Linked DNA regions of Homo sapiens: region 2 is linked to region 1. The links are chromatin contacts, found by Hi-C or POLR2A ChIA-PET in ENCODE. All regions are on one chromosome and are shown on one strand. The core of a region is the stretch at or near the end of the contact, and the rest is flanking DNA. Distances in the headings are between cores, read along the strand shown.

What was found. Hi-C counts contacts between places; a loop is a spot of excess contacts on that map. ChIA-PET counts read pairs that join two places held with the same protein, here RNA polymerase II (POLR2A). Pooled maps may share reads with other maps.
Region 2: a pooled map shows a loop between it and region 1 (2.9-fold over the local background). The contact joins the promoter of PKN1 here to the promoter of LINC01842 in region 1. A Hi-C loop is called at or near these places in 2 of 50 pooled maps. POLR2A ChIA-PET finds 5 or more read pairs at or near these places in 5 of 52 experiments (GM12878, HEK293, Panc1 and 2 more).

What each region holds. Positions count from the first base shown.
Region 1 is chr19:14,331,789-14,335,930 of GRCh38, reverse strand. It overlaps LINC01842 (long intergenic non-protein coding RNA 1842), which reads right to left and starts at 2,188. Exons shown (of 2, transcript NR_134916.1): 1 at 1,912-2,188. All of the region lies in intron 1 of LINC01841 (long intergenic non-protein coding RNA 1841), which reads left to right. RefSeq lists an enhancer at 1,491-2,166.
Region 2 is chr19:14,431,056-14,435,197 of GRCh38, reverse strand. PKN1 (protein kinase N1) reads right to left here and starts at 1,892. Exons shown (of 22, transcript NM_002741.5): 1 at 1,656-1,892. The coding sequence starts at 1,676. RefSeq lists enhancers at 1-101, 852-1,424, 1,425-1,998, 2,873-3,152 and silencers at 1,163-1,272, 1,563-1,632, 1,803-2,142.

The sequences.
Region 1 (4,142 bases), core at 939-3,438:
TGACCTAAGTCATATGGTTTATTGTTACGGTTCCCAGATTTTCTCATCAGTAAAATGGGCCTCTCATGAGGACTCCATGAGGCAAAGTGTGTGAAATGCTTAGCCTTCTGCCAGGCACATAGAGGATGCTTGCTGTTACCATCATTAAGAAAAGCTTTAAAAGAGGCTGGAAACAATGGAGGTACCTGGGCTCTGGGGATTGGCTACATGCATAGTAGAAAATGAAAGTGGGCTGGGCATGGTGGCTCATGCCTGTAATCCCAGCACTTTGGGAGGCCCAGGTGGGAGGATCGCCTGAGCCCAGGAGTTCAAGACTAGCCTGGGCAACATAGCCAGATCCCAACTCTACAAAAACTAAAAAATTAGCCAGGCATGGTGGCACATGTCTGTACTTCCAGCTACTTGGGAGGCTGAGGGGGGAGGATTGCTTGAGCCCAAGGAGGTGGAGGCTGCAGTGAGCGCATATCGCACCACTGCACTCCAACCTGGGTGACAGAATGAGAACCTGTCTCAACAAAGAAAAGGAAATTAAAAGCTGGGTGTGGTGGCTGACACCTGTAATCTCAGCACTTTGGGAGGCTGAGGTGGGCGGATCACTTGAGGTCACGAGTTCGAGACCAGCCTGGCCAACTTGGTGAAACCCTGTCTCTACTAATAATACAAAAATTAGCTGGATGTGTTGGTGGGTGCCTGTAATCCCAGCTACTTGGGAGGTGAGGCAGGAGAATCGCTTGAACCCAGGAGGTGAAAGTTGCAGTGAGCCGAGATCTCGCCACTGCACTCCAGCCTGGGTGATAAGGTGGCTCAGTCTCAAAAAAAAGAAAAGAAAATTCAAGTGCTAAAACTTATATTCATTGACACAGCGTGACCTCTGTGATATATTAATTAAAAAAAAAAGAAAACCAATTTCAAACATCATATATAACCACATCTTTCAAGCACTTTGATCACAAATCAAAGAATTAATTTTTTACATTGCAACGTAGGCCTTCTACCCAGGTTTGGAACTAAAACAAAAGTTTCAGGAAGTCATAGTCATATTTCTACTGTGCAGTGGGTTCTGATATTTTCTAGTCTCTTTTGTTCCATTTTAAAAGGCTGGTCGTTTTTGCAATTACAGTATTTTTCTCTTTAAGGTTCTGGTTAATGTAACCCTGTAACCCAGACTCCCAGTAAAAAGGGTGTCTAGATAGTGACTAAGGAAAGGATGAAGGAAGACAGGGAAAGTGGTATTTCCAATCCACTAGGCTTGAATTTTTTTTTTTTTTTTTTTTTTTTGAGACGGAGTTTCGCTTTTGTAGCCCAGGCTGGAGTGCAATGGCACGATCTTGGCTCACTGCAAGCTCCGCCTCCCAGGTTCAAGCAATTCTCCTGCCTCAGCCTCCCGAGTGGCTGGGATTACAGGCGCCCGCCACCACACCCGGCTAAGAGTGTGTGTGTGTGTGTGTGTGTGTGTGTGTGTGTGTTTAGTAGAGACGGGGTTTCACCATGTTGGCCGGGCTGGTCACAAACTCCTGGGGTTACAGGCGTGAGTCACCGCACCTAGCCTCTTTTTTTTTTTTTTTTTTTTTTTTTGAGACGGAGTCTTGCTCTGTCGCCCAGGTTGGAGTGCAGTGGCGCGATCTCGGCTCACTGCAAGCTCCGCCTCCTGGGTTGACGCCATTCTCCTGCCTCAGCCTCCTGAGTAGCTGGGACTACAGGCGCCCGCCACCACGCCTGGCTAATTTTTTGTATTTTTAGTAGAGACGGGTTTTCACCGTGTTAGCCAGGATGGTCTCAATCTCCTGACCTTGTGATCTGCCGGTCTTGGCCTCCCAAAGTGCTGGGATTACAGGCGTGAGCCACCGCGCCCAGCCTTTTTTTTTTTTTTTTTTTTTTTTTTTTTTTTTTAATATAGTGATGCGGTCTTACCATGTTGTCCAGGCTGTTCTCAAGCTCCTGGGCTCAAGCGATCCTCCTGTCTTGCCATCCCAAAGTGCTGGGTTTGCAGGCCTGAGCAACTGCGCCTGGCAGTGGTAACTCTTGAATGGGGGAAAAGTGGGCACAGACAAGCCCCACGATGGTCCAGCCTCCAAAGCGCAGCCGCCTGGGTCTTCCCCTCCAGCCTCCGGGACAAGGGGAATCTCAGTGGCTGAAACTTCTGGGGATGGAGGAGGAGCGGCATCCGGGGAGGGTGAGCCGAGCCCGGCGTGCGGCTCCGGAGGAGGCTCCGCCCGGCTCGGGTCCCCTCCCAGGGGCTGGGCTGGCGGGAAGGGCCCGGGCTGCCGGGCAGGCAGAAACGGAGCCTGGGAGTCTGCTATCGACCGCCTGGGCGGCGGTAGGGAAGCTTTTAGATCTGCCCGCTCGTCCCGGAGGGGGGCAAGGGCGAGGCTCCCCCTCCCCTAAAGAGCGGAGGCCCGGGGGGTTTCCTGTCACCCCTACAGGCCACCCACCAGCAAGGCTTGCAGGCTAGCCTCCGAACTGAGCCCAAAATCCGGTTGCTGGAATTGGAATTACTTTTCCTGGAACTTTATTGAGAGTTAATTTACATGCGGTGAAGTCCCAAGCCTGCACATATTATTTGCATGCACGACCCCGTGTCCCCACCCCATCAAAGTAAGGAACACTTCCATTCAGACGGCCCAGAAATCAATGTCCCTTCATCCATTCCCCACCCACAGCCACTCCACTGATTTTTTTTTTTTTTTTTTTTTTTTTTTGAGATGGAGTTTTGCTCTTGTTGCCCAGGCTGGAGTGCAATGGCACGATCTGGGCTCACCGCAACCTCTGCCTCCCGGGTTCTAGCGATTCTCCTGCCTCAGCCTCCTGAGTAGTTGGGATTACAGGCATGCACCACCATGCCCAGCTAATTTTTGTATTTTTAGTACAGATGGGGTTTCACCATGCTGGTCAGGCTGGTCTCAAACTCCCAACCTTAGATGATCCGCCCGCCTCGGCCTCCCAAAGCACTGGGATTACAGGTGTGAGCCACCAGGCCCGGCCTGATTTTTCTTTTCTTTTCTTTTTTTTTTTGTTTTTTGTTTTTTGAGACAGAGTCTCGCTCTGTCAGCCAGGCTGGAGTGTAGTGGTGCGATCTCGGCTCACTGCAAGCTCTGCCTCCCAGGTTCACGCCATTCTTCTGCCTCAGCCTCCCGACAAGCTGGGACTACAGGCGCCGGCCACCACGTCCGGCTAATTGTTTTTTGTATTATTTAGTAGAGACGGGGTTTCATCATGTTAGCCAGGATGGTCTCGATCTCCTGACCTCGTGATCCGCCTGCCTCGGCCTCCCAAAGTGCTGGGATTACAGGCGTGAGCCACCGTGCCCGGCCTCTTTTCTTTTCTTTTTAGAAACAGGGTCTTGCTCTGTTGCCCAGGCTGGAGTGCAGTGGTGCAACCATAGCTCACCGAAGCCTCTACCTCCTAGGCTCAAGCAATTCTCCTGTCTCAGCCTCTGAGTAGCTGGAACTACAGGCCCTCACCACCAAGCCCAGCTAATTTTTGTATTTTTTGTAGAGACAGACAGGGTCTTGCTGTTATCCAGGCTGATGTTGAATTCCTGGCCTCAAGCGATCCTCCTGTCTCAGCCTCCCAAAGTGCTGAGATTACAGGTGTGAGCCATAGGGTGGGGCCCACTATCCTGAATTCTTTTTGTGTGTGTGACAGTTTCACTCTGTTGCCCAGGCTGGAGTGCAGTGGCACGATCTCAGCTCACTGCACCCTCCACTTCCCAGGGTCAAGCGATTCTCATGTCTCAGTCTCCAAAGTAGCTGAAATTACAGGCACACGCCACCACACCCCGCTGATTTTTGTATTTTTTGTAAAGATGGGGTTTTGACATGTTGGCCAAGCTGGTCTTAAAGTCCTGGCCTCAAGTGATCTGCCCACCTCGGCCTCCCAAAGTGCTGGGATTATAGGCGTGAGTCACTGCACCTGGCTACTATTCTGATTTCTATCACCTTAGATTAGTTGAGCCTTTTGCAAAATTTCAGATAAATAAAATCACACAGTGTGGTCTCTCTTCCACTCAGCATCATGCATTCTGAGATTTATCAACATTGTGTGAATCAGTAGTTTGTTCCTTTTTGTTGCTAAGAATTACTACATCCTATGGATGGGCCTTAATTTATATTCTCCTGTCTGTAGATATTTTGATTGTTTCC
Region 2 (4,142 bases), core at 643-3,142, 100 kb before region 1:
CTGAGTGACTCACTTCTACCCAAGGCACAGGGGTCACCTGAGGGCCAGCAAGGCAAACCCAGGACTCAGGGCCCTGGCCTGGCCTGTCCTATGGAGAACCCCTGCTCCTCCGCTGCCCACCATGGAGCGGAGACCTCAGACCCAGAGGACCTGCCTCCCATAATCCCCATCTTGCCAGAGCAGCCAGGGACCTAGACTCCCACATCCGGAGATTTCAATGCCTTGGGCGTTTCCGGAATCTGGACAGGACATCCGTTTGCAGGACACAGAACAGACAGGCACACGTTGGGACAGACAGAGGGACAGGGCAGCAGGCCCAAGCAACCATGAGAGAGGGATGACCAGGAGCGGGGAAGAGACTGGGGAGGAGATGGGAAGGGGGGACCAGGGCGTGGGTCCAGCCTCGTTGCAGGAATCACAGCCTGTCTGGGTCATGTGTGGGATGCGCCAAGCGCATGCATGCACCCGGGGATTCCTACACAGCCCTCCCTGGGCCGGGGGTAGAGGCAGGGACCCCGGCCCATCCCGGCCTTGAGGTCTGACCTTGTGTGATCGGCAACACCAGATACGCCCAGCTCCTCGGCAAGGCCGGCAGGCCATCAGCAGGACTGGGAAGGCGGGAGGGACCGGGGGTTACCGGGGAGACACAAAGGGGCCGGGGGCAGGTGCAGAAGGAGACGAGAACCCAGTTACACAACAACCACAGGACAATGAACTGGATGGTGAGGTGCTAATGGGGACACTGAGGCACAGACATTTCTCAGATTTGGGTCACTTGAACCAAAGAAGGTTGGCAGTCACCCTGGCCGTGCTTGTCACAGACGGGGAAGATGAGTCCAGGTCAGTGATCCCCACCAGGTGGCACAAGGGGAATCTGGCTGGGCGGGAGGCTGGTGCCAGTCACGTGTGTGTGTTAGCAGGGTGGGGGTGACCCAGCCATGCCCAGCCACCATGCAAAAAAGTAGGATTCTATATATGGGAGCATCCCTGGCCTGTTGACTGAGACACTCCCCACCCAGGAGAAGGTTCCACCTGACAGCCCAAGGGTGGGAGTGGGGGTCCCCATTCCCCCGACCTAATGCAGTGACTCGGGTACTTCCGCCAACAGGTGCCAATCTGGGTGGCGTCTGGAACATCATAAAGCTGTCTAGAGGCGGGGGTGGCTGGAGCTTTGTTATGCGGGGGAAGGGCACGGGCCGGGCCCAGCAGCCTCCTCCCCTCCCAGGGCACTGCGCCAGGCACGTGCCCCAGGTGGAGCGGCACCTGCCGGGTACCCAACCCTGGGGAGGGGGATGAGTTTGGGGGCGGACGAGAGGCACTGGGACGCCCAGCCAGCCACAGACACCCGAAGTAGAGCCTCCGCCGCGCCCCTTCTAGTTCTCCAGGAGAGGCCGAGTTTGAGGGTGTAGCAGGGGTTGCCTCCGGGATCGCCCCCAAACCAGCCCAGTCCACATCGCCACCTGCCGAGAAGGGGGCCTCGCTGGCTCCACAGTCCCGGCCCAGGGAGGGGGCGCCGGGCGCTCCGGAGGCCCCCGCCCTTGCCATCGTCACCCGAGTCCCGTTCCGGGGGCTGGGGGGGCTCCCCCGGCAGCGCGCGGGCGGGGTCCGCCGGCGCCGTCCGGTCGCCCCGGGACTCCAGACGCAGGTGCGCCTACCTGCACGGCGTCGCTGGCCATGTCCTCCTGCCGCCCGCCAGGGGTCCCCGCGCGGAGGGAGGGGCGGCCAGAGGAGCGCGCGTGCGCCCCGGGCGTGGCGGGGAGGGGGCGGGCGCGGCGCGACCCTCCCCGGCGCGCGGCCCGCTCCGGCCTGCTCGGCTCCCGCCTCGCCTGGCCAGGCCGCCGCGTCCCCGCGCCGCGCCCTCCGGCCCCAGCGGCCGCCGGGCCTGGTCACGTGACCCCGGAGGTCGGCGCCCGGGGAGGGGGCGGGGCCGAGGGGGGACGGGTTCCCAGAGGCCCCCGGGGCTGCGGGGTCCCGCCCGTCCGCCCCCTCGGTCTCCCGAGCCCGGAGCATCCCCATCGGCTCCCCACCTTTCCTCTTTCCGGGTCCCGAGACGACCGCACGCTGCCGAGGGGTCCCCCATTGGAGCGCGCGGGAACCCGAGGAGAACGGTTCCACGCGTTCAAGCCGAGAGCGGCGGAGGCCTTTGGGCCTCCCGGGACCCCTGAAAAAAACAAACAGAATAACCCCCCACCCCACCCTACCCCGGTGCATTTGCAAGCTCGGGACGCCTGCATCTGTGGTCCCCTATTCAAGGGCATGGAAGTTTCCCCGTTACCTGGAGACAAGCTCTGGGCGGATCTGCATTCAAATCCTAGCGCTTTACGCCTTGAGGGAGACAAACCCTTCCAGGCACCTCATCTGTGAAATGGGAATGATGCGCTCACCTCCTCGGTGTTGGTAAAATTCAATAAGACAGTGCAGGCCAAGAGCTGAGAACACACTAGACGCTCCATAAGTGTTAGCTGCTGTCACTTTTAATGTTATCGTAATTGTTTGTTTGTTGTTTTGCTATTTTTGGACGGAGTTTCGCTCTGTTGCCCATGCTGGAGTGCAGTGGCGCGATCTCGGCTCACTGCAACCTCCGCCTCCCGGATTCAAGTGATTCTTCTGCCTCAGCCTCCTGAGTAGCTGGGATTACAGGTGCCCACCACCATACCCGGCTAATTTTTGTATTTTTAGTAGAGACGGGGTTTCATCATATTGGCCAGGCTGGCCTCGAACTCCTGATCTCAGGTGATCCGCCCGCCTCGGTCTCCTAAAGTGCTGAGATTACACAGGCCTGAGCCACCGCGCCCAGCCTCTATTATCGTTATTGTTATTAAAAGAGGTTTGAATCCCAACTTGCTGTTCATCCTGGGGACCCCTGTGGCCTCTGAGTCTCAGTTTTCCCCGCTATAAAATGGGCATCGCCTTCTTTTTCGGGGCTGCTGCATGCAGATGGCGCTCCATAAATGCAGACTCGTGCCCAAGCGGAGAGTGGAGGCCTCTGCGGAATTTCTAGGGGATCTCCGGGGTCTGCAGAGCGTGCAGCTTTGTTCGTGGCCGCCGTCGGACCCTCACTCCTTCGGAAACCAGGCGAGGGAGCCAAACCTTGGTCTCCGGGGCTCCGGCAGGGAGCGCTCCCTGGCGGCGGTGCCTGCACATTGGCGCCCTTTGGGACCCGAGGAAGCGCCGTGGGCTGCGGGTACCTTGGTTACCCGTGGCTCTGCGTGGTTTCAGTCGTCCCAGAAACCAGGGCGCGATGTTTTCTCTCTTATTTTTTCCTCTGAGCAACTCTTTGGGAGATACTAACAACAGAAAGAGAGAAGGAGGAGAATTATGCTGATCCAGAACCCATCCAGCCGGGCATGGTGGCGCACGCCTGTAGTCCCAGCTACCAGGAGGCTGAGGCGGGAGGATCGCTTGAGCTCAAGAGGCCGAGAATGCATCACTGTGGGGAGAAATCATGATGCCCCTGCACTCCAGCCTGGGTGACAGAGCGAGACCCTGTCTAAAAAAAGAAAGAAAAAAAAAAACGGCTGGGTGCAGTGGCTCACCCCTGTAATCCCAGCCCTTTAGGAAGCCAAGGTGGGTGGTGGATGGATCACTGGAGGTCAGGAGTTCGAGACCAGCCTAGCCAATATGGTGAAACCCATCTCTGCTAAAAAATATAAAATTAGCTGAACGTGGTGGCGCATGCCTGTAATCCCAGCTACTCGGGTGGCTGAGGCAGGAGAATAGCTTGAACCCAAGAGGCGGAGATTGCAGTGAGCCGAGATCGTGCCATTGCACTCCAGCCTGAGCGACAGAGCAAGATTCCATCTAAAAAAAGAAAAAAGAGGGGGCCAGGTGTGGTGGCTCACGCCTGTAATCCCAGCACTTTGGGAAGCAGAGGCAGGCGGATCACGAGGTCAGGAGATTGAGACCATCCTGGCTAACATGGTGAAAGCGGCGGGCGCCTGTAGTCCCAGCTACTAGGGAGGCTGAGGCAGGAGAATGGCATGAACCCAGGAGGCGGAGCTTGCAGTGTGCCGAGATCGCGCCACTGCACTCCAGCCTGGGCGACAGAGCGAGACTCCCTCTCAAAAAAAAAAAAAAAAAGAGAAAGAAAACAACAACAACACACACACAAGCCCAGAATTCACCCACATTTCACCTTTCCA